Linked DNA regions of Homo sapiens: region 2 is linked to region 1. A link is a loop called in an ENCODE intact Hi-C map of the cell type or tissue named here. Cell type or tissue: CD4-positive, alpha-beta T cell. All regions are shown on one strand. Each heading gives the region's core, and the rest is flanking DNA. Links, peaks and the distances in the headings are about the cores only. Region 1 has its middle 180 kb from the start of SMAD2. Region 2 holds the start of IER3IP1 (immediate early response 3 interacting protein 1).

Region 1 (15,845 bases), core at 4,920-9,919:
TGACTCAGAAGTCTGTACCCACAAGCATCATGCTATACTGCTTCTGTTGCACCGTGTTCGGCTCAGTTCCCCACTGGAAGGCAAGTGCTTTCCGGTGCAGGGAGCACATCTCAAGGTTTTGTTTGTTTGTCTTTGTGATTTTCTGCCCACCTGTAAAGGCCTGGCATAATGCCTTGTGTATGGTTGATAATCAGTAAAGACTTGCTGTGCTGAAATTTCACTTGCGGCGCTGTCAGGCTGCAGGCTGCCACTAGGTGGTGCTACATTCCAGGGAGTGGACAGTGGCGGGCCATTTGATTGGCAAGAGGCAGGGTTCTGATAGCTCTGGACAAGGGGAGAGGAGTGTGGTCTATTCAGAAACGGGAAGGCTGGGGCCGTGGAGGAGGGGGACTTCATACCTCCTGAGAGGATATGGGGGGAGAGAGAATCTACTACCCAACTGGTGCCTAATGTTGCATCCCAGGAAGCACCGCAGTTAGAAAAGTGGGCTGGCCAGAAAACAGAGGGGCCAGAGTGCGTCTGCAGCCCACAGAGGTGGGATGGAAACAAGTCAAGGTCATAGGGCATCAGAAAACCTACCAGGCTGTTGGTAGAGAGGCCCTGGCCTGCCTTTCTGCCCAGGACCATAGGAGGCAAATGGCCAAATCAACATTTTAATTCCACTCCCATTCAGATGTGTGGCTCCCCATCTTCTAGTTGGGCCCTCAGGCCACTATTGTTTTAGGTGCCCAGGGGAGAAATGTGCAGTGACTGATTCTAGACCCTGGCCCTCTGGCCCCTGCTACCTGTCTGTTCTCCTCTTCCACACTCCCCTCTGGCACATTGTAGGTGGAGCCACACTTTGGTGGAGAAAGGAGTTTAGTGCTGTGTACCAGATTGAGATGGAAAGTGTTGAAGGCAGAGTTCAGATATGGATGGGTCTCTGCAGGCTGTCCTAGTCAGGGAGGGCTTCCTGGAGAGGGAGATCCCAGTGGACAGGTGGGGTCTGATCCTGTACCTTTGAGTGTCAGGCCTTGGTGTTTGGCAGTGGTTTAGCTCAGCAGGAAGAGCAGAGGATGTCAGGAGACTTGGGCATTGGCCACAGGCTAGCTGTGGGCAGTGACTGCATCTCAGCCTCAGTTTCCTCTTCTGAAGGGTGACCATATTTATTGTCCACACCAGGATGATATTGTGAGTGAAAGGAATATTAATTGCCCTGGGTCAAAGGCAGAAACTGGGATGCTGTCTGGGAAAACCAGAATATAAGGTCACCCAATTTCTATGTAAAATGAGTTGCCTTCTAAGGACCATCAACTCGAGGTCCTCTGATTTCTGACTCTAAGGGAAGCACACAGTAGGGACACAGAAATGAGGCCAGAAAGTCCTGGTTCTGTCACATTCTAGATGCATGGAAGATTTGAGTGATGCTCACTCATGAATCCATGGATCTATTCATCCAATCCAGCTATCCATCCATGAGTCACACAGGACCAACAACTCTGCGGGAAGCCCCTGGGTCCCAGGCTCTGGAGGGCTGCACAGACACACTGCTGTTCTCAGGGAAGAGCTGAGGCGCCCTTTCACCTGGCAAGGCTCTCTTGTGCTGGAGTTGGGTCCTTCCCTCCCTTCCTTGTCCTACCCTAGCTCTGCCCCTGAGGAATTCTTGATGCTATCCACGCTCCTTTCCTTGGGCCCCTGGTGCACAGAGTATGCTGCACCCCCCGACCCCAGGAGGTTTGCTAGGAAGCACTTGGGATGGCCCCCGGTTCTGTCTGGCCCTGCCTTACCCACCCATCCTCATCCCACCCCAGCCTCTGCAGCCTAACAACCCCATGACAAATTATCCCATGGCGAAGTTAAATTGGCTGCTGCATCCAATACCGTGGATTATAGAGAAAGGAAAATACATAGCTCATTAACTCAAATCCCAGCCCCTCCCCCAGGCCTTGTTTTTTCTTCATCCCTCCTCTACTTATCTCTGGAGAAGAGACCTGGCCACAGGACTGCCTCCTCTTCCTTCTAACGACTTCTTGGGAGAGGGAGGAACTTGAAGGTAGGGGACATGGGCTTTCAGGACGCCAGGACCAGGTGAGCACTCTCGCACTGCATGGGACCCACCAGCAGAGGGCGCCACAGCACAGCGGAACCCGCGGGAAAGATGGAGACCTGCGGAGAGGGACTCCTGGAGGCTGGAGTGGACGCTGGCAGGGGAGAGCTTCCTCCCCAGGACTTTCCCTTATATTAATACAAGGGAAAGCAGGGCAGATCTCGCCCTGGAGACCCTTTCTGGAGCAGGGAAGGGGACCGCCCCGCTGAGAGCCAGGGCCATGCCACAGCAGCAGGGCTGTGTCGTGGAAGGAGGGGAGTTGCGCCGGGTGCGGGGCGCCCTTGTCTTGAACTGGCCCGGGGCTTCCGGTTTCAGCGGACTGCGGGGGCGGCGGCGCCAGGGCAGGAGGCTGGGGACGGAGGCTGGGATCCGTGTTGGGTGGGACACTTGCTGCTTGAGAAGATGTCCTTCTCCCCCATTCAAGGGCTCACCTGTGGCCAGATAGGGAAGAGCCACGCTTTCAGAGGGTCATGAAGAATTCATCCAGCCTTTGTGCCCGCCTGACCGTGAACTCGAGCCGAGACAATGGCAGGGCTGGGGGCCTTTGTCTCCCTCCCAGCAGAGGCAGTGTCAAGTGTTGGCCACCTGTGGGCGGGGAGCCCCCTCTCTTGGGAGAAGGGCAGTCCTGTAACTTGACGAGGGGCACCAAATTCAGGGCTAATTAATTGGAAATTAAATTTTCCATTTGGCTGGGCCAGAAACAATTGGGGTTGGGGACCTAAAGTCAGGAGAGGCCATTGGAAAGAGGGAAGGTGTATATGGTGTGTGTCTCCGCTAACGTTATACTGTGGAGGAAGCAGGGTGTGCCCCCAAGACGCACAGTCAGAAAATCAACCAACCAACAAACAATTCAACACCAGAAATGGTGGCTGTACTCAGCATGCTTTCCTAGCAAGGAGGCAGGCCAACGAAGGCGCTTGCAAAAGCAAGAAGGCCCCTCATTCCACAGAGTTTCAGGCACCCACCATGTGCTTGACACTGTGCCATGTCCATCAGCAATGCATGTGCTGCCTGAAATTCCACCATTAGAAATTCATTTCTTTGTGACTTTACAGCTGTTTAATTAAGTTAGCATTTATTGAACTCACATTATATGCTGGGTACAATTTCACATGTGGGGCTGCGTCAGTGAACAAAAGGCAAACTGCCTGCTCTTGTGGAGCCGCTAGTCCAGTAGGGAAGACAAAGATAAAGAAATAGATATATTATTTGTAAGGTGAAGGCATTCTGTGTGGGGCAACACGGGCTGTTCTTTTAGATAGGGTGGTCAGGGTAGGCCTCATGGAGGGGAACTTGGGCAGCCATCTGAAAACTGTGATGGAGTTAGCCGTGTGGCTGTCTGCGGGAGGGCATTGCAGGCAGAAGGAAGGGCAGTGGTGCAAGATGGGACTGTGCTTGGTATCTGTTGAGTGGGCCAGCCTGGCTGGAACAAAATGAGCAGGGAGGAGAAATGTAGAAGCTGTGGTTGGATTCGAGCATGTGGGGCCTTGGAGGCCATTGAGAGGACTTTGGCTTTAATGGTGAATAAGATGGGCTGTGGGGGTTTTGAGCAGGGAGGGACCTGATTCTACCCATGTTTCACCAGGTCATTCTGGCTGGCATGTGGCAGGTGGAGGGATAGAGGCGGGGACATGGGGCAAGTGTGGAGGACAGTTAGAAGCTACTGCAATGGTCCAGGTGTGAGATGGCATCCCCAGACCCCATCGGCGATGCTACTGCCTCTGTGTTTGGTGGTGGGGCTGGTCCCTCATCTAAGTCCTTCTCAGCCCTAATAGAGATGCCCGCACCTGCCCCACCTGGCTGTGCCAAAGCCTGCCCTGGAATTGAGATGGTGACACCCTCCCTGCCCTGACCCTTGCCCTTGAGAGAAGCCTCAGATCCTGTCTAGTGGTCCAGAGGCCTGGTTCTTCCTCCCAGCTCTGACTCTGAGTGTTTCCAGCCATTTTTTTCATACCTCTGTGCTTCAGTTTCCTCACTATAAAACTGATAAGTGGCCAGGCGCGGTGGCTTATGCTTGTAATCCCAGCACTTTGGGAGGCCGAGGCTGGTGGATCACGAGGTCAGGAGATGGAGACCATCCTGGCTAACATGTGAAACCCCGTCTCTACTAAAAATACAAAAAATTAGCTGGGCGTGGTGGTGCGCACCTGTATTCCCAGCTACTTGGGAGGCTGAGGCAGGAGAATTGCTTGAATCTGGGAGGCGGAGGTTGCAGTGAGCCAAGATCATGCCATTGCACTCCAGCCTGGGTGACAGAGCAAGACTCCATCTCAAAGAAAACAACAAAAAACAAAAAACAAAAAACTGATGAGTACATTGCCTGTTCTAGGCAATTGCCTGTTCTAGGCCAGGCATGGGGGCTATAGACATGAGTAGGCTCTCCAGGAGTCTGTGGGTCCTGCAAGAGGGCAAAAAGGAAACAGAAGCATGGGACAGCATAGGTATCAGGGACTCTGTATTATTTTAAAAGTGTGCAAGGAACATGTGGGAAGGAAAGACTGGACCGATTCTGCCTGGAGCAGGGAGAGAATGCTTCCTGGAGGAGGCAGCTATTAAACTGAGGCAGGAAGGAGAAGTCAGCGTTCACTAGGCAGACAGTAGGAAATGGTGTATCTGGCAGAGAACAGCAGGTGCTAGGGCTTGGAGATGCAAAAGTGACAGTTAAAAGATATCACCTTAAAATTATTGAATTTTAGAGCCAGAAGGGACCTTGGAGATCATGAAATCTAGTGGGTTTTCAAACATGTTTTGGTCTTATTTCAAGCATATGTAGAATTCCATTGTATACACCAGTTAATATTAATAGCTAACATTCATTGAGCGTTTACCGTATGCCAGACACTTTACCTGTGTTAATTCAATTACTTTTCCCAACAATCCTTTGAGTTAGGTTACTACTAACATCTTAATTTATAGATGAGGAAAATGAGGCATAGAGGAGTTAAGAAACTTGCTCATGGTCACACAGTGTCAGTGAAAAGGCTAGGAATTGAACCCAGGTAGCCTGGTTCCTAGCCTAGGCATGTGGTTACCAGGCTGTATGGCCTCTGTAGATGTGAAGGTGGAGCTGCTTGTTTAAGGAGGGGTGGTACCCAAAAGGCCTTGTCCCCTCCTCATCCACACATTTCCCGCTGAGACCCATGGATATAACCTGCCAGCAAGAGGCTCCCTCTGAAACCACTGATTTAGATCAATCATATGATGGAGAAGCCATATCTGTCAGGTTATGCCATAGATTCCAAGGTTGTCCTGTAATGATGAGTAAGCCAGGGAAGGCTTTCTGGGGAGGGAGTGCCCATTTCATGTCATTAACACCCATTCTCTAACCATGTGGGGTGTTTTCTAGCAAAAGCTTCAGCCTTGTGGGGAGGATGCATGGGGGTTGGCAGGACAGCACATGGCTTGGTTTCCAGCCAGGACTCCTTGGTCGGTTTTCTTCAGCACTGAAGTACTCAGGTCCCAGGCCTGAGGGCAGAGGCAGGAGGAGCAAGACTCTCAGCGGACTCCATGTGGTTGATGATTGGCAGGTGGAGATGAGGAGCATGTGGGAAGTCTGCAGGTCCCAGGCAGAAAGTGCACTGCCAGGGCATCAGTGCAGGTCCCGGACATCAGTGCAGCGCCAGAGCATCAGTGCAGGTTCCGGGCAGGGCATCAGTGCAGTGCCAAGGCATCAGTGCAGTGGGTAGGAGGGACAACCCCCTTCACACTGACCGCCCCCCTCAGCTTGCTTTAAAACAGAAGAGGGTGGGATTTTGCCTTGGTGTCGGGAAAGGGCACGGTTATGTGAGGGCTGGTGGACAGGGGAGCAGTAGTTTGATTCTTGTTGGAGGCCACCCCTCCCAGTTCCCCTTACTGAGGGATTGGGGGGTACTAGAAACCCTCTGAGCTTCCAGGTCCTCATTCTAAGCTTCTAGTGTCAGCTTCCAGGGGCCAGTGGAGACCCTGCCTCCTCCAGGGTTCTTTCCTGACCTCCCAGCCCGTAGGGTCCTCGGTCCCTTGGGGCATCACTAGATCCCTCTCTGGTTCTTGCTGGTACTTTTGGCCACAGCTTTACACCCTGCTTTCCCATCCCTAGGTGCTGTTTCCCCCAGGTGGGCATCCAGCCTGTTCCAGGTATTGATTCATCCAGCATTTAGTGAGTGGCTACTCCAGGCGTCAGGCACCAAGAGGGGCCTGCCCCTCAGCAGCTCCCAGTGTGGTGTGTGTGTGTGTGTGTATGTACATGTGTGTATGTCTATATGTATGTGTACATGTATATGTATGCATATATATGAGATGTGTGCATGTGTATACGTGTGCATGTGTGTATGTATATGTGTATATGTGTGTATGTGTATATGGGTGTATGTGTGTGCATATCTTTGTATACATGTGTATATGTGTTTATATCTGTGTGTATGTGTGTATATGTATGTGTATGCATGTATATGCATGTGTGTATAAGTGTATGAATATGTGTGTATAAATGTATGTATATGCATATGTGTATAAATGTGTGTATGTATATGCATATGTGTATATAAATGTGTGTATGTATATGGGTTTATAAGTGTATGTATATATGTGTATGTGTGTATAAACGTGTGTATGTATGTATAAGTGTGTGTATGTATATGTGTATGTGTGTATGTATGTGTATGTGTGTGTATGTATATTTGTATAAATGTGTGTATGTATATGTGTGTGTATGTATATTTGTATAAATGTGTGTATGTATATGTATGTATAAGCATGTATATGTATGTTTATGTATATGTGTGTATATGTGTGTATGTGTGTATATGTGTGTGTGCATGTGTGTGTATATGTGTGTATCTGTGTCAGACTGACAACTGAGCAGGGAGACCAAGTCAATGACTGTGGTTTGGTCTGAGGAGGGCTGAGACACACACAGGCTGAGGGCCCAAACTTACCCTGAAAACTGCGGCCGAGCCCAGTAGCGGCCATCCCAGTAGCAGGTATGGGAGGCTCTTGTTAACGACCCTATCAGTGGTCCGCAAATCCACCAGAAAGGCGTAGCGTCCTTGTTAATTTCAGGCCTCTCAAAAGCAGCCCTGCCCAGCCTGTCCTGGCCCTCTCCCCTGAACATGTCATCCCTAAAATCTTGACCTCCTACACTTAAGGAGGGCCCTCCTTCCCTCCATCAACCCCATGCCCAAAGCAATCCCCTAAATCCACAGCATCCCGAATTCCAGTAACCCTTTAGAGGTTCGCGCATCCCATTACTGTTTTGGCCCTGTCCTGTCCTGCGTGGGCCAGCCAGTGTGATGTTGGTTCCTTAGCAGCCCTGGGGAGAAGCAGAGGGCGGGGGGCGTGGGGAGAGTCGAAGGAGCCATCCTGGATCCGTAGGCCTCCCGTCCGTCCGCGGGTCAGTGCGGCATCGCGGACACCAGGGGGCGCCAGAGCGTCGGGTTTCGCGCGGCTGCCCTTCGCAGTCCAGACGGCGCGGCGCGCGGCGGCCGCCAGGGGTCAGCAGAGCTCAGGGCCGCGGGCGCGAAGCGCGGGGCTCAGGGCTGGGCGGCGGCAGCTGCGTTCCCGGCTCCGAGCGCCGTTCTCTGTTAGGAGGGTAATTTAGAGCAATTACACCGATTATTATTGCTTTTCTAATTAGTGCTTTTCCTACAGAATTAGCCGAGTGTTTATTAGGAGCTGCTTGTTGCCAGCCGCTTAACTGCTTCGCTGCCGGGCGCGGGCGAGGGGAGGGGCGCCGCGTGGGGCTGCCTGGTTATGTGGTTTCGCATAAAAGCACGGATTAAATATTCATTCTCCTTTGTTACATATAGCATTAAATTTTTATCAGCTGTATGTTTTCCCTGAAGTTTTCCCTGCGTGTTAACGTTCAGGCGGACTGCAGAGGAACTCCTGGGCCTTGGCTCGTGGGGAGGACAGATCTGTGATCCTGGAGGCCAGAGGGTTCCCTCTGACATCTGTGACACCGTTAGACTTTTCCCAAGCGTGTGTCCCCGGATCCTTCTAATACCGCTGCGACGGAAGCAGGATGGATGGGGAAACTGAGACCCGCGGTGAGGGGTCTTGCATGACACTCCCAGGGCTGACACAAACCAGATTGTGGGGTCCGGCACGGAGTCTCTACCACTGTCATCTTTGGGACCTTCTAAGTCTTCAGGCCCCTCGGGAACCTCCAGCGTCACCCTGGCCATGCAGTGCCATGTGGGTGGGCCCAAGCCTCCCCTCTCACAGGAACACAGGCTTCAAACTTTTCCCAGCTCTATCCATCTAAGCCCTGCCAGGAGGGGGTCGGATACCTACGGTGCTCCTGGATTCTGCCACCTCCCGTGCGGGTGAACCTTCTGGAGCGCTTGACCCAGAGAAGTGGCTACACTTGGGGCGGGAGGCAGAGGGGAGAGATTTGGGGTTTATTCAGTGCACTCCCCTTTATGGCGAGTTAATTGTTACTTGCTTTGCCTCCAGGAGGCGGGGGACTCTTCTCACTTCACCAGTCCTGGGGAACCCATGTGAGAAAAACTAGAGGCACAAATGCGCCCACAGCAAACCAGAGGGTGTGGTTTGTACTGCCCGGCCTTGGTTCACGGTTCAAAAGGCTTCTTGGAAAACCACTGCCCCGGTGCATTCAAGTGTTTGTTTACAGCTCATTAACTACTTGATGGAAAGGTTGGGGTGGGGGAAATATTGACAGAAAATCAATCAGAAATGAAGATTAACGATCTCCAAAATATTCCTGTGGGTCCATAGGGAAATGGGACTTGAGTTCTAAAACCAGGGTCTCATAAACTGAGATATTGTTTCTCCATTTGCCTTTGCGCAGAGAGAGGTCACCAGGAATCAGGTTGTGACGAGTGGCCACACCTGCAGGGAATTTGAGATGGGCCTCCAAGGGAACCTTTTAGCTGTAAGGCCTGTTCCTCCTGGCCTTTGTTCCTGTCAGCAGGCAGAGAATAGAGAAGAAACTCAGGTTGGTTCACTTCACCACCACCGTGAGACTGGGCAAGCTGGGACCAGGACAGGGTCCCACGGGTGCCTTCGCTGCGTCCCATGCCTCTGTTCCTGTTTTATTAACTGGATGAGATCAGGCTTCCCAGGTGGAGCTGGAAGGGAAAGGCAGGCAGGTATTTTCAAATAAGCCCATGGGAGCTAGAGGTCAAATAACAGCTGGGAGATGCCTCACGCCAAACCCAGGGTGGCTCTGGAATGGCACCGGCCACAGTGGGTCCAATCACAGGGTGGAGAGGAGCCCAGGCTTGGTCCCCGCCCCCCAGTTCTGCTCGCAGGCTTCCGTCTTCATCTTCCCTCTTTCCATGTGACTGCAGTTCAGGCAGGGTACAGTGGTGTTTTAAGCTTCTGCCCCTCACCCTGAACACAGCTGCGTAGGACCCTCCAGAGGCACTCCGGTCTGGGGCAATGTCTCTACTGAGTCCCGCCCCAGGCTGCTTTGGTTGCCTGGGAGAATTCCCAGGTCCCCCTGCTGCATAGGCCTGTTTGGGACCCTGCACTTTTTTGGCAGGGCTGGATTTCCCAGGCTTAGGGGCTGGCTCCCCAGGTGCATCACACTTCAGTGTGCCCCCAAGATCTGGCCACCTCCCCTAGGTACCACCATTTCTGGCTCCCCTCTCTCTGACTGTTGAGGGGCTTTTCTGCTTTCCATCCTGCAGAGATCCTTGAGACTAAGAAGCTGAACAGAGCCTGGCTGCCTGTTTAAAATGGAGAGGAAGAAAACAGCAAGAGAGAACCCCAGCATTTGGATTGCAGTCTTCACCTCTTGCCTCATGGGGATCCACATGGTGAATGTAAACACAGTGCTGAGGCTTGTGTGGAGTCTTGAGTCCATGACGCTGGAGACCCCAGGGTAGAAGGTAGACCACCAGAGCTCTCATGCATGGGAGTGGCTCATAGCCATCACCTTTGAAATCTATTGTCTCGAGACATTGGCGAGCCTGGGCCTCAAGAGTCTTCTGGAGACACCTTCCTGCACTTAACACTGATGTCACTGACGGGGGAGCTCTGGAAGAGTGCCATGAACTTTCAAGGTTGGAAGAGGTTTCAGATGGTCTACACTGGGGTGTCTACTGGTGGCACTTAGCACTACTGACATTTGAGGCTGAATACTTCTTTGTCAGGAGACTGACTTGTGTGTTATGGAATATCTAGTAGCATCCCTGCCTCTACCCTCTAGATGCCAGCAGCATGCACACACCTCCTCCCATGTTGTGACAACCAAAAATGTCTGTAGACATTGTCACATGTTGTGGGGGAACAAAGTCACACAGTGAGACCCATTATTCTATGCTAATCTTCTTTAACAAATGCACAAACCAATACCAAGAAATAGGATATGGCATAAGCAACATCATTGAAGACTAACAAGTAGAGGGCCCAAATGCTTGGATTCTGGAATCAGCCACATCCAGACTCAAATTCCACCTCTACTACTCACTAGTTCTTCTGTGATCAGAGACAAGTAACCTCTCCTGGCCTTAGTTTGCCCCTCTATTAAATGTGCATATTAATTTTACCACCTGTATGGGTTGCCGTATTCAATAAGATGATGCACATGAAGAGTTAACAAATTGCCTGACATCTTGGAAGAGCTCAATTAATAGCTGTGAATATCAGAATCAGAAGATAGTTCTGAGCTTTTCTACTGATTAGAAATAGAAAGGCCTGCAGAAGGTATGAGACAATGGCATTCTGAGGACACCCAACAACCTCTCTCTCTCTCCAAAAAAAATAGACATAAAGAAAAAACTTTTGGCAAAGTTCTTATACATGCTCAAGCATAGTAAGCTGAGGTTGGGCGTGGTGGCTCATGCCTGTAATCCCAGCACTTTGGGAGGCCAAGGCGGGTGGGTTACGTGAGGTCAGGAGTTCGAGACCAGCCTGTCCAACATGGTGAAACTCCGTCTCTGCTAAGAATACAAAAATTAGCCAGGCCTGGTAAGGGGAGCCTGTAATCCCAGCTACTCTGGAGGCTGAGGCACAAGAATCACTTGAACCCAGGAGGCGGAGGTTGCATTGAGCTGAGATTGTGCCATTGTACTCCAGCCTGGGCGACACAGTAAGACCCCCATCTCAAAAAAAAAAAAAAAATAATAATAAGCTAGGCTGTAACCCACGAGGGAAGATGGAAAGGAGATGGGAGCAGATTAACCAAGGAAACAGCAGTGGGCCTGACCCCGAGAGGGCCCCAAGGTGGAGGTGGCTGGTGGTGACAGGGAAGGGCGTCACTGGGACAGTGGACAGGTGACTGGCTGGGATATCGCAGCAGGAGCAACAAGTGGCCCTTATGTAGTTTCTTGCTTCTGCCATTGGCCACGTAGTATCCACAGGAGTGGATGCCTGGGGCAGATGCATGTGATAGGTTTGGTATCAAATGGGGGGTTTCCTGGGGCTGGGCAAGTCTTAGAAGGAATGAGGATCCTTCACTCCCAGATGTCAGGGGTGTGTGGCCATGCCCATCTTCTGCTCTCAACAGTTGTTCCCTTTCCCTTCAAGCAGGGTGAGCAAACAGAATTGCCAGTGCTCAGCCTCAGAGAGGAAGGTGGAATCAAGAATGGCCAAATGTTTGAGGAGAGCTGATGTCATAACGCAGGAGCATCCAGATGACGAGTGAGGGAATTAGCTCTGAGAAGACAGAGGGAACAGCACAAGTAGAAAGGACTTTAAGGTAAGAAAAATTAATGTCCTCTAAAAGACGTGAAAGCATACATATATCATTGTATGGATCCATACAATAAGAATTAGTGGCTGGGTGTGGTGGCTCACACCTGTAATTGCAGCACTTTGGGAGGCCAAGGCGGGTGGATCACCTGAGGACAGAAGTTCGAGACCAGCCTGGCCAACATGGTGAAACTCCGTCTCTATTAAAAATACAAAAATTAGGCGGGCATGGAAGTGGGCACGGTGGCGGGCACCTATAATCCTAGCTACTCAAAAGCCTGAGGCAGGAGAATCGCTTGAACCCCGGAGGCAGAGGTTGCAGTGAGCTGAGATCGTGCCACTGCACTCCAACCTGGGCAACAGAGTGAGAATCTGTCTCAAAAAAAAAAAAAAAAGAAAAGAATTAGCTAGAGATTATGAAAATGGAAATTTTGCTAGTTGAACAAAAATCTCAGAATTGGTGGACTGAATTGAGGGATGAGCATAGGTGAAGAGAGAATAGCCAAAAGATCGAGGCAAGAATTTCTCCAGGAATGATGCAGAAGGTAAGATGACAGACAGCGTAAAAGGACAGTTAGTCAACACCAAGGACATTTAAATAAGGAGTACCAGGAGAATGAAATAGAAATAATGGAGAGGAGGTGACACTTAAAGAATTAGCAAAAGAATTTTCCAGAACTAAAGAAAGACATAAGTGCTCAGATTTAAAGGGCCCACACATAGCTGGCAGAACAAAACAAAATACAAGCATGGACATGTAAGTGAGATTTTTAGGACAACAAAGATAAAGGAAAAGTCCTAGAAGTCTCCTGAGAGAGAAAAAAAAAACTTAAATACATAGCACAGTTAACCCTTGAACGATCTGGGGGTTAGGGATGCTGACTTTTTGTATAGTAAAAAAATCTGTGTGTAAATTTTGACTCTACTAAAACTTAACTACTAATGGCCTGCTGTTGACTGGAAGCCTCACCAATAATGTAAACAGTTGATTAACAGATACTTTGTATGTCATATGTGTTAGACACTGTATCCTTACAATAAAGGAAGCCAGAGAAAAGAAAATGTTATCAAGAAAATCGCAGGGCCAGGTGTGGTGGCTCATGCCTCTAATCCCAGCATTTTGGGAGGTTGAGGCAGGAGGATCACTTGAGCCCAGGAGTTCGAGGCTGCAGTGAGCTATGATGGTGGCATTGCACTCCAGCCTGGCAGTCAGAGCAAGACCCTGTCTCTAAGAAAAAAAAGAAAAGAAAAAAACAGAAAAAAAATCATGAAGAAGAGGAAATCTATTTATTATTTACTAAGTGGAAGTGGAGCATCATGTCGAGTAGGCTGAGGAGGAGGAAGAGGAAGGGTTGGTTTTGCTGTCTCAGGGGTGGCAGAGGCGGAAGGAGACCTGCCTGTAAGTGGATCTGTGCAGTGCAAACCCATGTGGTTCAAGGGTCAACTGTATATTCACTCCCTGGGGCTTCTGTAACAAATTATCACAAACTGAGTGGCTTAAAACAACAGAAATTTAATTATCACAGTTCTGAAGTGTAGAAGGGTTGATTCTTCTTGGAGGCTGTGAGGGAGAGCCTGTTCCATGCCTCTCTCCTAGCTTGGGTGGCTCCTGTCAACCCTTGGCACTCCTTGGCCTGCAGCTCCATGATCCTGCTCTTTGCTTCCATCTCCACATAGCCTTCTCTGTGTCTCTGCATTCTTTCCTTTTCTTATAAGGACCCCAGTCCTTGGACTTAGGGCCCACCCTAAAAGATCCCATCTCAAGATCCTTAATTATATCTGCACACACCCTCCTTGCAAATAAGGTCACACTAACAAGTGCTGGGGGTTGGGTCTGGGACTTAAATGTGTCTTTTTGGGTAACTCACTCCAACCCACTACGCATAGGAACAAGAATTGGATTGATATCATATTCCTCATTAGCACAATTGGATACAAGAAAATAATGGAGCAATGTTTTCAAAGCTCTGAGGGGAAATGGCTTTGAACATAAATGATCATTCAAGTGCGAGGGTAAAATGAAGCTACATCAGACAAGTAAGGGTTCAGAACATTTACCAGCCTTCCAGTTCTTCTTTGGAAGAATTATTGTCTTTGGCTAGTGTGTAGGATGCCTGCCTTCCTCCATCTCCTCCCCTGTCAGCAAGGAAAAAGTATCCCAAATAGCCTGGCATTAATACCTTTACAACATTAAGATATTGATATATAAAAATACTAACATATTGATATATAAAATATTAATATATTTATGTTGTTTAACAAACTATTACAGTTATTTAGACAAAAATATTATTAGATAACATAAGAGAGTGGTTTGTTATCCTGTTCTCCCCATCCTAAATCTGCACTCCCCAGAGTAACCCCTCTCAACTCTTTTAGCTATTTAATCTGCTATTTACTTCTATATTTTAAAATTTCTTGCATAGGTAGCTATTTCTTGATTTCTCAGTTTTAAGAGTTATTGATTGACTTTCAACCACAGATAATTAAATTTTAGCTCTTTACACACCCATTTGCTCTCTCACCAAACACACAAACTATCCTTCCCCCATCCTCCAATAGAGCTGTATCACAATTTTTCATAAAAGTCACTAGTTGGGTATTTATATTAGTATGAGCATATAAATATTCATAGCTAAGCCATGTAGGGTGCTATGAGTATAATTCTTTTTTCTTCCTCCTGGATTGATACTTGCTTTTGTTTTCATTTGCTTAGTTTATAACTTGTTAGTGTATTGCAAATCTATTCCTAAATTCTTCTACAGAATTGAAAATCTCTTTAGAATATGTTGAAATATGTTAACTATTTGATTAGCTATCATCCTGGGATTTTTCTTCACCTCTTTTCTTGGTGGGATTCTTGGGTCCCATGTCTTTCTTTTTCTAGGTTTACTTCCTTATTTTGGAGATCTGTATCATTCAGTAGTTTCCTGTGAAAAATGAAAAACTCTCACTCTTGGCAGTTTGGTTGGTTATAGAATTATAAATTGGAGAATATTTTTCTACCCTCTTTGAAAGCATTGTTTCGTTGTCTTTTAGCTTCCAGTATTGCTATAGATATTCTGATTCTGAATCATTTGGATATGATCTTTTATTTTAAATGGGATCTTTTTCTACACTCTGGAAGCTTTTAGGGTCTTCTGTTGATTAATCTCTTTAAAAGACTGGGATGCCCTTCTTTTTCTTTCTGCATGTAAAGAGATGTGATGGTTGCAGTCCTAGCAGCCATACTGAACCATGAGATAATGTTGGAAGAAGCAGCCCTGTTCTGCAAAGCAATAAGATAGAACAAGCCTGAATTTCTGACATCATGCAGAGTCATTGCCATTGAGCTGTCTTTCACTTGAGAGAAAAATACATTTCTACACTTTTAAATTACTATTTTGTGTGCTCTTTGTTTAACAAAGCTAAACATTTCTGAATGATAATATGGACACAATAACATATTTTCCTTCACGAAATCACTTTTAAAACACTTTCAAATAACTCTCAATGCTTCTATGATAAAAATACACAATTACTTTCTGCCCAAATTTATCTGAATAAAATTGAGATGGGCATTATATAATTGAGCATCTTACATACAACAAATACAGGAAAAGACTGAATCTGGAGGAAAACATAATAAGGTTAAAAGAAGCTAGTAAAACTTGTTGTTTATTGTAAAAATGTTTAAAAGCTGAAAACCACCCAGAAAAATTTCAGATGCCATCATGGGGGATAGCAGGGTTGAGGCGGTGAGGAACCGAGGGAGGGATGGGCAGTCGGTTTGTTCTTAGTTTGATCTAAGGCTGAATATAGATACTGATTATTTGTAGATATTGTTATGGAAATGCAAGGGATTGCTGACAAAATTTTAAGGGTAAACACCAGAAAATAGAAATCCAGGGTGTAACTCTTAAAATATTAGAAAAAAATGAATCAAATGAAGACAGCTCAAATGAATTACCAAAGGCAGAAAAATGGGTAGAAATCAAATAAAAAAGCATAATAAATAGAATACATATAGAGACATACACACATACACACACATCATTGTTAGAGTAACTCTAAGCATATCAGCAATCACAATACTTTTGAATGAGTTACATTCCTTTCAAATTGGATTTTTAAAAATCCAGTT
Region 2 (14,230 bases), core at 9,231-14,230, 570 kb after region 1:
AAATTGCTTATGTTTCTCCATATCTTTGCTATTACAAATATGTTTCTCTTTATTTCTAATTTAATGGAAGCTCAGGAAAGAGTGAAGAGAAATACATGCATTTGGTGCACCATCTTAAACTGGAAAACAATTATGTGTATTAAAAAATCCCTAGATGATTCTGATGATCAGTCAAGTTTGGAAGACACTGACCTAAACTCTCTTTTCTTCTCACTTTCCCTTTGTTAAGCACTGAGCATTTACTGCTTTCTAACTCCTTGCATTCTATGGCACATTTTTCTTACTATTTGATCATTTTCATCAGAGCAGGAACGTATCTGATTATTATTTGTGCTTAGCCTACTGCACCTCATCCAACCCCTTGCATGATGTAACACCGTCTTAGAAGTTCAATAAATTCTCATTGAATGAAAGAATGAACAAATGAATGAAGAAATGATAAGCATTAAAGTAAGTAGTTTCTCTAGTTTTTATTCTGACTTTATTTACTTAGATGGTTTTTTTTAAAACTAAGACTAGTCACCTATATGTAGCCATTTGAGATTAATCCCCTTTTAAAATAGATGCAGTGACTCATTTTTACTTTTTAAAGAAACTTTCCATTTCCAAGAGCCCTATTTCCAGAAACACTTCATAATGTACAAGCTTTCAGCTTGCAAATGGTTTCATTTGAGCCTCATACCAGGAATAGCTTGTATGAATCCATAAACATGAATGAGGCTCTTCTTGTAGGATTTTCCTATTTTGGTCCAATGCTTACCTCAAATAGAATCCATTTGGGTGAATTCTGCTGCCATAAACCCATTTAATCTCAAGGCTGCTATTGTAAATAACAGGATTAAAAACAAACATACCTCAGTCATCATTGATTCATATCTCAGACACAGACAATAAAATATATATCTATTAAAATATATTACCAGGATAAAAATGTTAAAAACCATAATCCATTTTTGTCAGTCTTCAAGGTTTTAAATTTTTAATAAAATGAATCAGCCTTATCTTGATGAACTATTTTATAATGAATGCAGGAATAGAGATACTGAAATTTAAAAATAGGAAGAGAAAGAAAGCAAAGCCAGCAGATTTTTTGAAGAATTATTCTAATATCTGGCTTGTGAAACATTTTTCTTTACCCCATACCTGATTTTTAAAATTGAGTTAGTAAAAGCTTTTAGTCATTTCAATTAGTGACTATTTTCTTCTTCAATCAGCAAGTGCTTTTATTATTATTTTTTTAACCAATGATTCAGGTATTGTGGATGGCATTTAAATTAGTCAGGGTTATGCAGATACAATCAGCAAAATCCAGAATGTGAAAATTTCTAAAGGACAAAAGACACAGTTCTCATAACAAAAAAATTGCTTTCATTACTTGACTTTAAAAGAAATATTCGGGCTGCTCTGGGGAGAATAAATTGTAGAGAGGCAAAAGGGGATGTGCAGAGACCTGTTAGGAGTCTATTGCACTACCTACACAAGAGTGATGGTGACTTAGTCCAGGATTTTAGTGGATGAGAAATGGTCAGATTTGAAAATATATTGATGTTAAATCAACAGCATTTGCAGATGGGCTGTATGTGGTGACTGCAGGAGAAGTAGGTTTCAGAAGGAAAATCAGGAGTTCAGTTTGGGACAAGGTAAGTTTGAGATGTTAATTAAATACCCAGGTGGTAGTCAGCTGCAAATATCAGCCAAGAGTTCATGGGTAAGTTCTGGGTAGGGGATATAAATTTGGTAGTCTTTAGGGTAATGACATGTTTTAAACCATTAGAATAAATTAGATTACCAAGTGAGTGTAGATACAGTAAAGAGATATCTGTTGTTTCAAAATATTATGGAACAAACAACCTCAAAATGTAGTGACTTAAAACAATAATCATCTATTCTCACAGATCTGTGGTTGGGTGACAGTTGGTCAGTCTAGATTGGGCTTGACTGTGGTGATTTGGTTCTGTTCTACATGTCTCTCATGCTTCCCCTGGAGTTGAGGCAGGACAGGTAGTCAAGGAAGTGACCATGTCCTCAGAACACAGCCACCGTGGTGACCATACAGTCAACATAGGCCCCAGCATTTGCACTGTAGTCCAGCTCATTCAAACAAGCTATCTCCAGAAGGGAATTTCCCCTGTAAAGAGCATATGCATTTTGATTTTTACCTGTCTTCAGACTGACCCTTTGCTCATTATAATACTATAAAACACACTCCTGGGTGGAGATTTAAAATGCTAATGAGACATGCAATGTATGAACAAGCATGTATGGCTACTGTACATGGGCACCCAGAGGACCACTCACCATGCTTACTAGTAACACCTCTTCCCACATCTTTACGAATAATCATGGAAGACTCCCAGAAAGGGAATTCCCTAGTGCCAGTCTTCACTATCTCATCCTTACGAGCAACCTGCCCTGAACTCTGTCTCTCAGGGTATACTGTCTATTCTGCACTTAACTTTCAAAATATTATTTTGCCTTTGCAATACATTGTTCTATGCTGTGTCTCCTTTGCTGTGTGTCTCTTGTTTAAATTATTATAAGTGAAGAAGACGAGGACTGAGGTGTCAGGTTTGAGCCCAAGCTGAGGTCTGAGGGGAATTGGTAGATGGTGGCAGGTAGCTGGAAAAACACTTGAGGAATTGTAGGCAGCTGCAACATGGCTTTATTCTTTCTCTGGGCACAAGCCATATGGACAGCACCAGCAGGGTAGTTATACCTTTTACAGATAATAGTGGCTCCGAGCCAAGCACGAACTCATGTGAGTGGTTATCTAATGCATCTCACTCACATGGTGTGGTTTCATAATGTGTGCAGTTGTGCGCCTGCTCTCCAAACCTGCTGAGTCATGCTGCACCAGAAGGCCACTTCAGCCTACTCCAGACTAAAGCACAGCTATTACCCTTACATGAGATATCACAGCAGCCATCAACAGAACCAGTGGACCAGTCCAGGAATATTTTATTCATGGCAGTGCCAGAGATACAAGTAAAAGTAAAAACATATAAGGCCTTTAGAGTCTTGGCTCAGAGCTGGTATAGCATCACTTCCTCTTTGTTCTGTTGGCCATTTATAGCTGAATTCCAAGTCAAGCGTCAGCAAAATTATAAGGCTAAGGCATTGATACGGGGAAGGGTGAAAAATTTGAGTTCAACAGTGCAATCTTTCATATGTAAAAGGCTAAGTCCTGGTGCATTTTAACTTTAAAAGTTCAAGTTTGAATCCTACATCTACCCTGCTCCCATTTCTAATCAGGAGCCAAATGCAGACTATGCTAGACATAATCTTAACCATTGCTCTCCCTTGACTAAGAAAGTCTGTAGCAAGATGGTCCAGCATACCAAAGTGTGCTATCTGTGGGTCCAAGGAGAAAACAAAACAAAAAACACCTTGAGGAAGAAAAGAAGGAGACATCTCCACCTGAAACTGGAAAAATAAAGTTTCATCTCCAATAGTAGCGTCTGATGAGGCAACTAATGTGAGCACATGACACCATATCAAACAGACATCAGAAGCTCAGCACAAGCAGCAAGTTCTAATTTTAAATAGACAATAACCAGGAATTTTTTAAGCTGCTAAGATGCACAATATGCATTTTTATTCTGTTTTTTTGTTGGGAACAGACTTTATTTTTAACCATGACAACTATTTTATAAATATATAGTAAAATTGCCAGGCTTTTGAGTTTCTTTAGAAGTAAGGACATCAAAGAAACAATTATTTTAAAGGATATAATCTGCTATTACCAGCATAGGCTACAAGCTTGGATTTTTGAAAAATAATAAATTACATGGTACTAGTACCTGTATACTATGTTGTATTTTAAGCTGCTTTTACTGGATCTAGAGATTTTTGGAGCTCAAGGGGCCTCAGAGATGATAATCACCTAATTTTATAGATAAAGTAACAGACGTCCAGAGAAGTTAAACTGATTCTTTGATCGTAAAAGAATTGGATTGTGTGACTTGTAACCTAGTGGCAGAAAAAAGGGGTAGCTGAGGGAGGCTCTACCCAGACCTCCACTCCATCCATGACATTATCTCCAGTCATTCCCTTGCACCTGTCTTCCTTTAGTAACCAATCCAGTAAAACATGTGATTCACTGAGCAACCAAAGCTCCTGACCATGTTTCCCCAGGTGCCCCTTCCCCACGCCCAGCGTGTATTAGTCCCTTTTCAAGCTGCTGATAAAGATATACCCAAAACTGGGAAGAAAAAGGGTTTAATTGGACTTACTATTCCACATGGCTGGGGAGGCCTCAGAATCATGGTAGGAGGCAAAAGACACTTCTTACATAGTGGCGGCAAGAGAAAAATAAGGAAGAAGCAAAAGTGGAAACCTCTGATAAACCCATCAGATCTCGTGAGACTTATAAACTACCATGAGAATAGCAAGGGAAAAACTGGCCCCTGTGATTCAATTACCTCCCCCTGGGTCCCTCCCACAACACATGGGAATTCTGGGAGATACAATTCAAGTTGAGATTTGAGTGGGGACACAGCCAAACCATATCATTCTGCCCCTAGCCCCTTCAAATCTCATGTCCGCACATTTCAAAACCAACCATGCCTTCCCAACAGTCCCTCAAAGTCTTAACTCATTTCAGCATTAACCCAGAAGTCCACAGTCCAAAGTCTCATCTGAGACAAGGTAAGTCCCTTCCACCTATGAGCCTGTAAAATCAAAAGAAAGCTAGTTACTTCCTAGATACAATGGGGGTACAGGCATTGGGTAAATACAGCTGTTCCAAATGGGAAAAGTTGGCCAAAACAAAGGGGTTACAGGCCCCATGCAACTCTGAAATCCAGCGGGGCAATCAAATTTTAAAGCTCCAAAATGATCTCCTTTGACTCTAGGTCTCACATCCAGGTCACACTGATGCAAGAGGTGGGTTCCCATGGTCTTGGGTAGCTTCGCCCCTGTGGCTTTGTAGGGTACAGCCTCCCTCCCGGCTGCTTTCACAGGCTGTCATTGAGTGTCTGCAGCTTTTCCGGGTGCGTGATGCAAGCTGTAAGTGGATCTACCATTCTGGGGTCTGGAGGACAGTGACCCTCTTTTCACAGCCCCGCTAGGCAGTGCCCCAGGAGGGACTCTGTGTGGGGGTTCCAACACCACATTTCCCTTCCGCACTGCCCTAGCAGAGGTTCTTCATGAGGGCCCTGCCCCTGCAGCAAACTTTTGCCTGGTCATCCAGGCATTTCCATACATCTGAAATCTAGGTGGAAGTTCCCAAACCTCAATTCTTGACTTCTGTGTCCTTGCAGACTCAACGCCATGTGGAAGCTGCCAGGGCTTGGGGCTTTCCCCCTCTGAAGCCACACCCTGAGCTCTACGTTGGCCGCTTTCAGACATGGCTGGGGCGGCTGGGACACAGGGCACCAAGTCCCTAGGCTGCACACAGGAAAGGAACCCTGGGTCCTGCCCACAAAACCACTTTTTCCTCCTACACCTCTATGCCTGTGATGGGAGGGGCTGCCATGAAGGTCTCTGACATGGCCTGGACGCATTTTCCCCATGGTCTTGGGGATTAACATTAGGCCCCTTTCTACTTATATAAATTTCTGCAGCCGGCTTGAATTTCTTCTCAGAAAATGGGTTTTTCTTTTTTACTGCATCGTCCGGCTGCAAATTTTCTAAACTTTTATGCTCTGTTTCCCTTTTAAAATGGAGTGCTTTTAATAGGACCCAAGTCATCTTTTGAATGCTCTGCTGCTTAGAAATTTCTTCTGCCACATACCCTAAATCATCTCTCCCAAGTTTAAAGTTCCACAGATCTCTAGGGCAGGGGCAAAATGCCACCAGTCTCTTTGCTAAAACATAACAAGAGTTACTTTTGCCCCAGTTCCCAACAAGTTCCTCATCTTTATCTGAGACCACCTCAGCCTGGATTTCATTGTCCATATCATTATCAGTATTTTTGTCAAAGCCATTCAACAAGTCTCTAGGAGGTTCCAAACCTTCCCACATTTTCCTGTCTTCTTCTGAGCCTTCCAAACTGTTCCAACCTCTGCCTGCTACCCAGTTCCAAAGTCGCTTCCACATTTTCAGGTATATTTTCAGCAACGCCCCACTCTACTGGTACCAATTTACTGTATTAGTCCATTTTCATGCTGCTGATAAAGACACACCCAAAACTGGGAAGAAAAAGAGATTTAATGGACTCACAATTCCACATGGCTCCAGAGGCCTCAGAATCATGGCAGGAGGCAAAGGCACTTCTTACATGGTGGTGGCAAGAGAAAAATGAGGAAGAAGCAAAAGTGGAAACCCCTGACAAACCCATCAGATCTCGTGAAACTGATTAACTACCACAAGAATAGCATGGGAAAGACCTGCCCCCATGATTCAATTACCTTCCCCTGGGTCCCTCGAACAACATGTGGGAATTCTGGGAGATACAATTCAAGTTGAGATTTGGGTGAGGATGCAGCCAAACCATATCACAGCCCAATGTAGAAATCCTAAAATAGCCACTCTCCACTCTCAGAAATAACTTTTCTTCACTGTTTTATAGACAGAATGCTTGTGTTTTCCCAAAATTCGTATGTTGAAACCCTTCCTACTAATGTGAATTATGAGGTGGGATCTTTAGGAGTCAATTAGGATTAGATTAGGTCATGAGGGTAGAGCCCTCATGTATGGGATTAGTGTATCAGAGTCCTGAGAGAGTTCGCTTCCTCTTTCTCCGCCAGGTAAGAATACAAGAAGCAGCAATTTGCATCCCTCACCAGAATCTCATCATTCTGGCACTCTGATCTCAGGCTGCCAGCATCCACAACTGCAAGCAATAAATTTGTGTTATAAGCCACCCAGTCTATGGCATTTTGTTATAGTAGCTTGAACAGGCTAAGATATTTACCATCACCAGTGTCTAGAGTTTTATGGGCCTTGAAGAACAGGAGGATTTTTTGGTATCCTGTTGTTTCCTTTATTCCCTTTATTTTATCTTTATGTGTCTTTCTCTACCTGACTTGCACTTAGGGCTAGATTTTGGAGATAGTGTTTGTGCACATCTGTGGGAAATAATACAGCTTTTCTTCCCTGTAGGCACAAACTAGTTGGCCTATTTAGGCTTAATATTTTCTTGGGAGTTTAATTATTCTTTTCTTTTGGCCAGTGTCTTTTCCAGCAGTAGCAACTTAGGGCCTTCCAAAGTCCTTTCTGGGACTTAATGTGGTGCTTTTCCCTTTTAGGGTACTCTGTGAAGTTCAGGAAGTGATTACTTTGCATACTTGCTCTGAAATAACATCTAAAATTCAACGTGTTCTAACTCAGCCTTTTATTAATGCTGTGAAAGATAAAGCCAGATACTACTTAAACTGGTAAGGACATATTTTAATCAGTAATATACTGTTGCAATAGGAAAGAGGATCTAGCATGAACTGAACTCAGCTTCAATTTGTACACAGGTGGCAGAGCTGAGTAGCTTGGTACCACAAGCACGTGCCACCACTCCTGGGCTCAAGCAGTCCTCTCACCTGAGCCTCCCAAAGTGCTGGGATTACAGGCATGAGCCCGGCTGACAGGGTGTTTCAAAGGGAGAATGAAGGAGTAGGGAGGAAGATGAGTGGTGTCTCAGTAGAGACAGGGAAGTTAAACTTCCAGGATATAAAGCAGGCAAAAAAAAGTGAAAAGGGTAGACTGGCTTAGCCTCCCAGCCTACATATTCCTCCCATGCTGGATGCTTCTACCCTTGAACATTGGACTCCAAGTTCTTCAGCTTTGAGACTTGGACTGGCTTCCTTGCTCCTCAGCTTGCAGACGGCATATTGCGGGACCTTGTGTGAGTTAATATCCTATAAACGACAAAGGATTGGTTGATGCAGTTAGGCCAGCTGTGTCTGTTGGCTGCCTTCCCATAGAGATTGGAAGACAGAGGCTCTTAACCTTCCTGATGATTGATTACATTTTAAAGGGATGGCTTTCAGGTCCTTGAGAAAGATGCTCCTGAGTTGTAGGAGAAACATGTACATCTCAAAGGGACAGGAGAAGGATTCACAATTGTAAGCCCTCTTGAGTAAACGCTCTAAGAAAGGAAGGTTGGGGCCTATTGTAAGGTGTTGGCTAAAACAAACAGTAAATTTTTTGGCAGCCTGAAGCTTTTTCAGGCAAGTAGCAACAGTAGCAACTGAATGCAACAGCGAGCTGTTAGAAACTATGTTAGTATTCAGCCAAACACAGCGGCTCACGCCTGTAATCCCAGCACTGTGGGAGGCTGAGGTGGATGGAATCACGAAGTCAGGAGATCAAGACCATCCTGGCTAACACGGTGAAACCCTGTCTCTACTAAAAATACAAAAAATTAGCTGGGCGTAGTGGCACGCGCTTATAGTCCCAGCTACTCAGAAGGCTGAGGCAGAAGAATCGCTTGAACCCAGGAGGCGGAGATTGCAGTGAGCTGAGATGGCACCACTGCCACTGCACTCCAGCCTGGTGACAAAGCAAGACTTTGTCTTAAAATAAATAAATACAATTAAAAAAAGAAACTATGTTAGTATTCAAGTGTTTTAGTGTTGGGTAAAGGAGATACACAATATGCATATCATTTGTGTGGAGAATCTGTAGTGTTTTTTTTTTTTTTTTTTTTTTTTTTTTGAGATGGAATCTCACTCTGTAACCCAGGCTGGAGTGCAGTGGCGTGATCTCGGCTCACTGCAAGCTCCGACTCCCGGGTTCATGCCGTTCTCCAGCCTCAGCCTCCCGGGTAGCTGGGAATATAGGTGCCCGCCACCATGCCCGGCTAATTTATTTGTATTTTTAAAAAATAGAGATGGGGTTTCATTGTGTTAGCCAGGATGGTCTAGATCTCCTGACCTTGTGATCCACCCGCCTCGGCCTTCCAAAGTGCTGGGATTACAGGTGTGAGCCACCGCGCCCAGCCTGTTTTGTTTTTTAGACAGGGTCTTGTTCTGTCACCCAAGCTGGAGTGCAATGGCTCAATCTCAGCTCACTGCAACCTCCGTTCCCTGGGTGCAAGTGATCCTCCCACCTCAGCCTCCTTAGTAGCTGGGACCACAGGTGTATACCACTAAGCTGAGGCATTTTTTTTTTTTTTTTGTATTTTTGGTAGAGACAGGGTCTTGCCATGTTCCCCAGGCTGAGAATCTGTAGTTTTTAAGTGGCCAATATTGAGGTGTTGTCAAGAAGAGGGCTCAGCCTGGCGGGATGACCCATTCCTGTAATAGAGTGTATTAGTCAGTATTCTCTAGAGGGACAGAACTAATAGGAGATATATATACAAAGAGGGAGCTTATTCGGTACTATTAACTCACACGATCACAAGATCCCACAATAAGCCGTCTGCAAGCTGAGGAAGCCAGTCTGAGTCCCAAAGCTGAAGAACTTGAAGTCCAACGTTCAAGGGTAGGAAGCATCCAGCATGGGAGAAAGATGTAGGCTGGGAGGCTAAGCCAGTCTACCCTTGTTGAGAGCAAGCCCCCAACAGTCTGGCCATAAACTAGCCCCAAAACTGGCCATAAATAAAATCTCTGCAGCACTATAACATGTCCATAATGGCCCTAACGCCCAAGCTGGAAGGTTGTGGGTTTACGGGAATGAGGGCAAGGAATACCTGGCCCACCCAGGTTGGAAAACTGCTTAAAGGCATTCTTAAGCCACAAACAAAAGCCTGAGAGATCTGTGTCTTAAGGATGTGTTCCTGCTGCAATTAATTCGGCCCATCCCTTCATTTCCCATAAGGGATACTTTTAGTTAATTTAACATCTATAGAAACAATGCTAATGACTGGTTTGCTGTTAATAAATACGTGGGTAAATCTTTGTTCGGGGATCTCAGCTCTGAAGGCTATAAGACCCCTGATTTCCCACTTCACACCTCTGTGTGTGTCTTTAATTCCTCTAGCACCGCTGGGTTAGGGTCTCCCCAACCGAGCTGGTCTTGGCATACCCTTTTCATTGGTTTTTTGCCTGCTTTATATCCTGGCCACTCCAGCAGCTGATTAGATGGTGCCCACTTGGATTAAGAGTGGACCTGTCTTTCCCAGCCCACTGACTCAAATGTTAATCTCCTTTGGCAACACCCTCACAGACACACCCAGGATCAATACTTTGCATCCTTCAATCCAATCAAGTTGACACTCAGTCTTAACCATCACATACAGCTAAGCAGGAGGCTAAGGCAGGAGGACTGCTCGAGCCAGGAGCTGAAGGCTGCATTGAGCTATGATGGTGCCACTGCACTCCAGCCTGGGCAACAGAGCAAGACCCTGTTCCTGGGGGGGGAAAAAAAAAAAGAAGAGGCTCAGAGGATCTTGGTTGGAGTTTGGTCAAGGAGGGGATGTTTCTCACTGAGTAATTTTAAAACAGTTATTTTGTTTTAGCATTCTGAAATCTGAAATGGGAATATTAGTATCTCCTGTATCTCCTGGGAGCATCAAGTGCAGTACTGAGCAATAGAAATATAATGCAAGCGTCACATGTCATTTACAGTATCTTCATAACCACATTAAATAAAATAATTAAAAATAAACAAGAAACCTTCCTCCCTTCCTTCCTTCTTTCCTCTTGCTCTGTCACCCAGGCTGGATCTCGGCTCACTGCAGTCTCTGCCTCCCGGGTTCAAGTGATTCTCTTCTCTCAGCCTCCTGAGTAGCTGGGATTACAGGAGCCCACCATCACACCCAGCTAATTTTTGTATTTTCAGTAGAGACAGGGTTTTGCCATGTTGGCCAGACTGGTCTCGAACTCTTGACCTTAGGTGATTTGCCCGCCTCGGTTTCCCAAAGTGCTAGAATTACAGGCGTGAGCCACTGCGCCCGGCCTCAAAATATTTTCATTTCAACATGTTATCAACATTTAAAAATTATTGGGAGGCCGAGGAGGGGGGAATCACGAGGTCAGGAGATTGAGACCATCCTGGCTAACACGGTGAAACCCCGTCTCTACTAAAAATACAAAAAATTAGCCGGGCGTGGTGGCGGGCACCTGTAGTCCCAGCTACTTGGGAGGCTGAGGCAGGAGAATGGCGTGAACCCGGGAGTCGGAGCTTGCAGTGAGCCGAGATCGTGCCACTGCACTCCAGTTTGGGCGACAGGGCCAGACTCCATCTCAAAAAAAAAAAAATTATTGGGATATTCTTCATCCTTGTTCCAGTTCCAAGTGTGTGAAATCCGGTGTGTATTTTGCACCTGCAGCACTGGCCACATCAGAGCATTGATTGCACATCACCGGTCTAGACAAGCGGCAGGACTTGCAGTCTTCAGCGAGGGGCGGTTCTTAGCCAGATGGAGGCGGGGCTTCCCGGAGAGTTCGTTTTGGGCCCCATCGGCTTCCGTAGGAAGGCGCCGGCCGTGGAGGCGCCACGTCCCTTGCGGCGGCGGGAGAGAAATCGCTTGGACTTCGGGGCGGCCTCGGACGGCCATGGCCTTTACCCTGTACTCACTGCTGCAGGCAGCCCTGCTCTGCGTCAACGCCATCGCAGTGCTGCACGAGGAGCGATTCCTCAAGAACAGTGAGTGGGACCGCGGGGCGCGGGCTGGGGCGGCGGCGGAGTCCCCGGGGGCGCGTAACCTAATGGGGCCGCGTGAGGGGACACCAAGGGCCGGGACAGAAGAACAGCGGAAGGCTCGGCTTGGAGTGGAAGCCGAGCCTTTCCTCTCATCAGGTTTGGGCTCAACAGCCGGGAGAATATTCAACAGACACCCGCTGTGCAGGGCCCAGGGGGTTGGGGTGGAGGGATATAGAAGTCAGTCAGGGACGCCTCTGCTTGCGATTACTTCAGGTCAGTAATTTAATTCAGTTTTCTGTGACTACTTTTTTTTTTGAGGGGGAGTCTCGCTCTTTTGCCCAGGCTGAAGTGCAGTGTCGCGGTCCTGTGACTACTTTTAATAGTCGAAAACCCGGGGTCTGAGTTTCGGGCTAAGAGTTGGGGGTGTGGGGCCGGGCGCGGTGGCTCCCGCCTGTAATCCCAGCACTTTGGCAGGCCGAGGCCGGCGGATCATGATGTCAGGAGTTTGGGACCAGCCTGGCCAACATGGTAAAACCCCGTCTCTACTAAAAATACAAAGATTAGCCGGACGTGGTGGTGGAAATACAAAAATTAGCCGGGCGGGAGGCTGAGGCAGGAGAATCACTTAAACCTGGGAGGCAGAGGTTGCAGTGAGCCGAGATTGCGCCATTGCACTCCAGCCTGGGCAATAGAGTGAGACTCCGTCTAACAAAACAAAACAAACAAAACAAAACGAGTTGGGTGTGGAGGGGAAGGAGGCGTGACCCATTTTGGAGCATCAGTAGTTCACTAACTGATGGAAGGCAATAAGTGTTCCTGGGCTTTAGGAATTACAGGAAGGGAACGTGTTGGAGTTATCAGGACATTCAGACACTCATGTTCCAAGAAAAGTTTATTCAGATAGCTTATTGGGTGCATAGAGTGTGCCAAAAACTCTGCTAGAATTTAGAAATTCAAAAATGAAAACACAAGTTATACCTTCCAGGACCTCACGTTGTGTACCAAGTATGCCCGTTTGAATCACTGAAACGTAAACCCAGGAGCAAGATTGATTCATTTCATTTACTTCAGAAGATATTTATTGAGTGCAAAGTATGTGCCAGGCCCATTTATAGTAACTGAAGTTACAGCAGCTACTCTGCCCTTCTGATGGAAGTTAATCTAAATAAAAACTAAACAAATGACAATAACAAGTATAGAGAGTATTATGTAAGAGAAGTACGGGCAGATACTAACTTGTGTATCTGCGAAAGCTTCTTGGAGGAAGCGTGTCTAACCTGAAATCTGATACATGAGTAAACATTAACTCGGTGAAGGTGAAGGGTTGGGAGGAGCTGGAAGGGTGAGGAGAGCTTTAAGCAGTGTAGACCTGGTGTGAAAACTGAGGCAGGTGAGAAGAGGGTCTTAAGACAGCGACATGACCAGATTTGTGTTATTTGCAAGATCCTTGAGGCTACAATACGGAGGAAAGATTGGAAGGGAAAGCAGTGGATGTGGGAAGACCCATTTTTTTTTTTTTTTGAGACGGAGTCTCACCCTGTCCCCCCGGCTGGAGTGCAGTGGCGCAATCTCGGTTCACTGCATCCTCCGCCTCCCAGGTTCAAGCGATTCTCCTGCCTCAGCTTCCCGAATGGCTGGGATTACAGGCACGCACCACCAAGCCTGGCTAATTTTTGTATTTGTAGTAGAAATGGGGTTTCACCATGTTGGTCAGGCTGGTCTCGAACTCCTGACCTCGTGATCTGCCCACCTCGGCCTCCCAAGGAAGAACAATTCTAAATAGGGCAAGTAGATACAAGTGGGTATGACAACAATAATAATAGCTAATACTTACGTAGCACTTACGTACAGGATCTGTATCAAGTGCCTTACATATATTAACTGGTGTAGCCTTCACAGCAACTCTATGAGAGAGTTTCTGTTTTCCAGTGGAAAACTAGAATCACAAAGAGAGTAGGTGGCTTTTGTAAGAACACACAGGTAGAAAGTAGAAAGTGGTGGAGCTAGGATTCAAATGTCATCTTCCAGAGTTCATCTGTTCACCGCTATCCAGAAAAGTAGAAGGGATCAAGTTGGGGTTTGAATTGTGTCCCTCAAAAAGATGTGTTGAAGTCCCAACCCTTGATACCTATGAAGGTGACCTTGTTTGGAAACAGAGTCTTTGCAGATATAATCAAGTTAAGATGAGATCATACTGGGTTAGATTGAGGGCTTTAGAGCCAATGACTGGTGCCCTTATAAGAAAAGAGAGATTTGGAGACACACAGATGCACACGCAGAAGATCATGTGACAACTGAGGCAGAGATTGGAGTGATGCATATATAAGACAAGGTATACCAAGGATTTCCAGCAACTACTGGATGTTAAGAGAGAGGCATGGATGAGATTATCCCTCAGAGCCCCCCAGAAGGAACCAACCCTGCTTACGCCTTGATTTCAGACTTTTAGCCTCCAAAATTATGAAAAAATTTCTGTTAAGCCACCCAGTTTGTGCTGCTTTGTTATGGCAGCCCTAGGAATTTTATGTGGATCAAAAGATATTTTAAAAGTAGAGGCTGGGCATGGTGGCTCATGCCTAGCACTTTAGGAGGCCAAGGTGGGCAGATCACTTGAGGTCATGAGTTTGAGACCACTCTGGACAACATGGTGAAACCTGTCTCTACTAAAAATACAGAAATTAGCAGGGTGTGGTGGTGGGCGCCTGTAATCCCAGCTACTCTGGAGGCTTAGGCAGGAGAGTCACTTGCCTGGGAAGCAGAGGTTGCA

What was found. Hi-C counts contacts between places; a loop is a spot of excess contacts. Peaks named below come from ENCODE experiments on the same cell type or tissue, not always from the same donor. Only the 100,000 strongest peaks of a DNase experiment are listed, where the experiment ranks them.
Region 2: it touches region 1 in a loop (38-fold over the local background); 1 of 110 quality-filtered maps calls a loop at or near these places.

What each region holds. Positions count from the first base shown.
Region 1 is chr18:47,740,988-47,756,832 of GRCh38, reverse strand. No RefSeq gene overlaps it. Among named protein-coding and RNA genes, the nearest start is that of SMAD2, 180 kb to the left of the region's middle. RefSeq lists a silencer at 7,467-7,646. In CD4-positive, alpha-beta T cell, for the core only: CTCF peaks have their summits at 7,281 and 7,485 (motif pointing right); a DNase peak (open chromatin) is centred at 7,512; H3K4me3 peaks cover 272 bases; H3K27me3 peaks cover 910 bases.
Region 2 is chr18:47,173,423-47,187,652 of GRCh38, reverse strand. It overlaps IER3IP1 (immediate early response 3 interacting protein 1), which reads left to right and starts at 11,289. Exons shown (of 3, transcript NM_016097.5): 1 at 11,289-11,466. The coding sequence starts at 11,376. RefSeq lists enhancers at 11,121-11,250, 11,261-11,380. In CD4-positive, alpha-beta T cell, for the core only: no CTCF peak of the experiment used is centred there; a DNase peak (open chromatin) is centred at 11,252; H3K4me3 peaks cover 1,590 bases.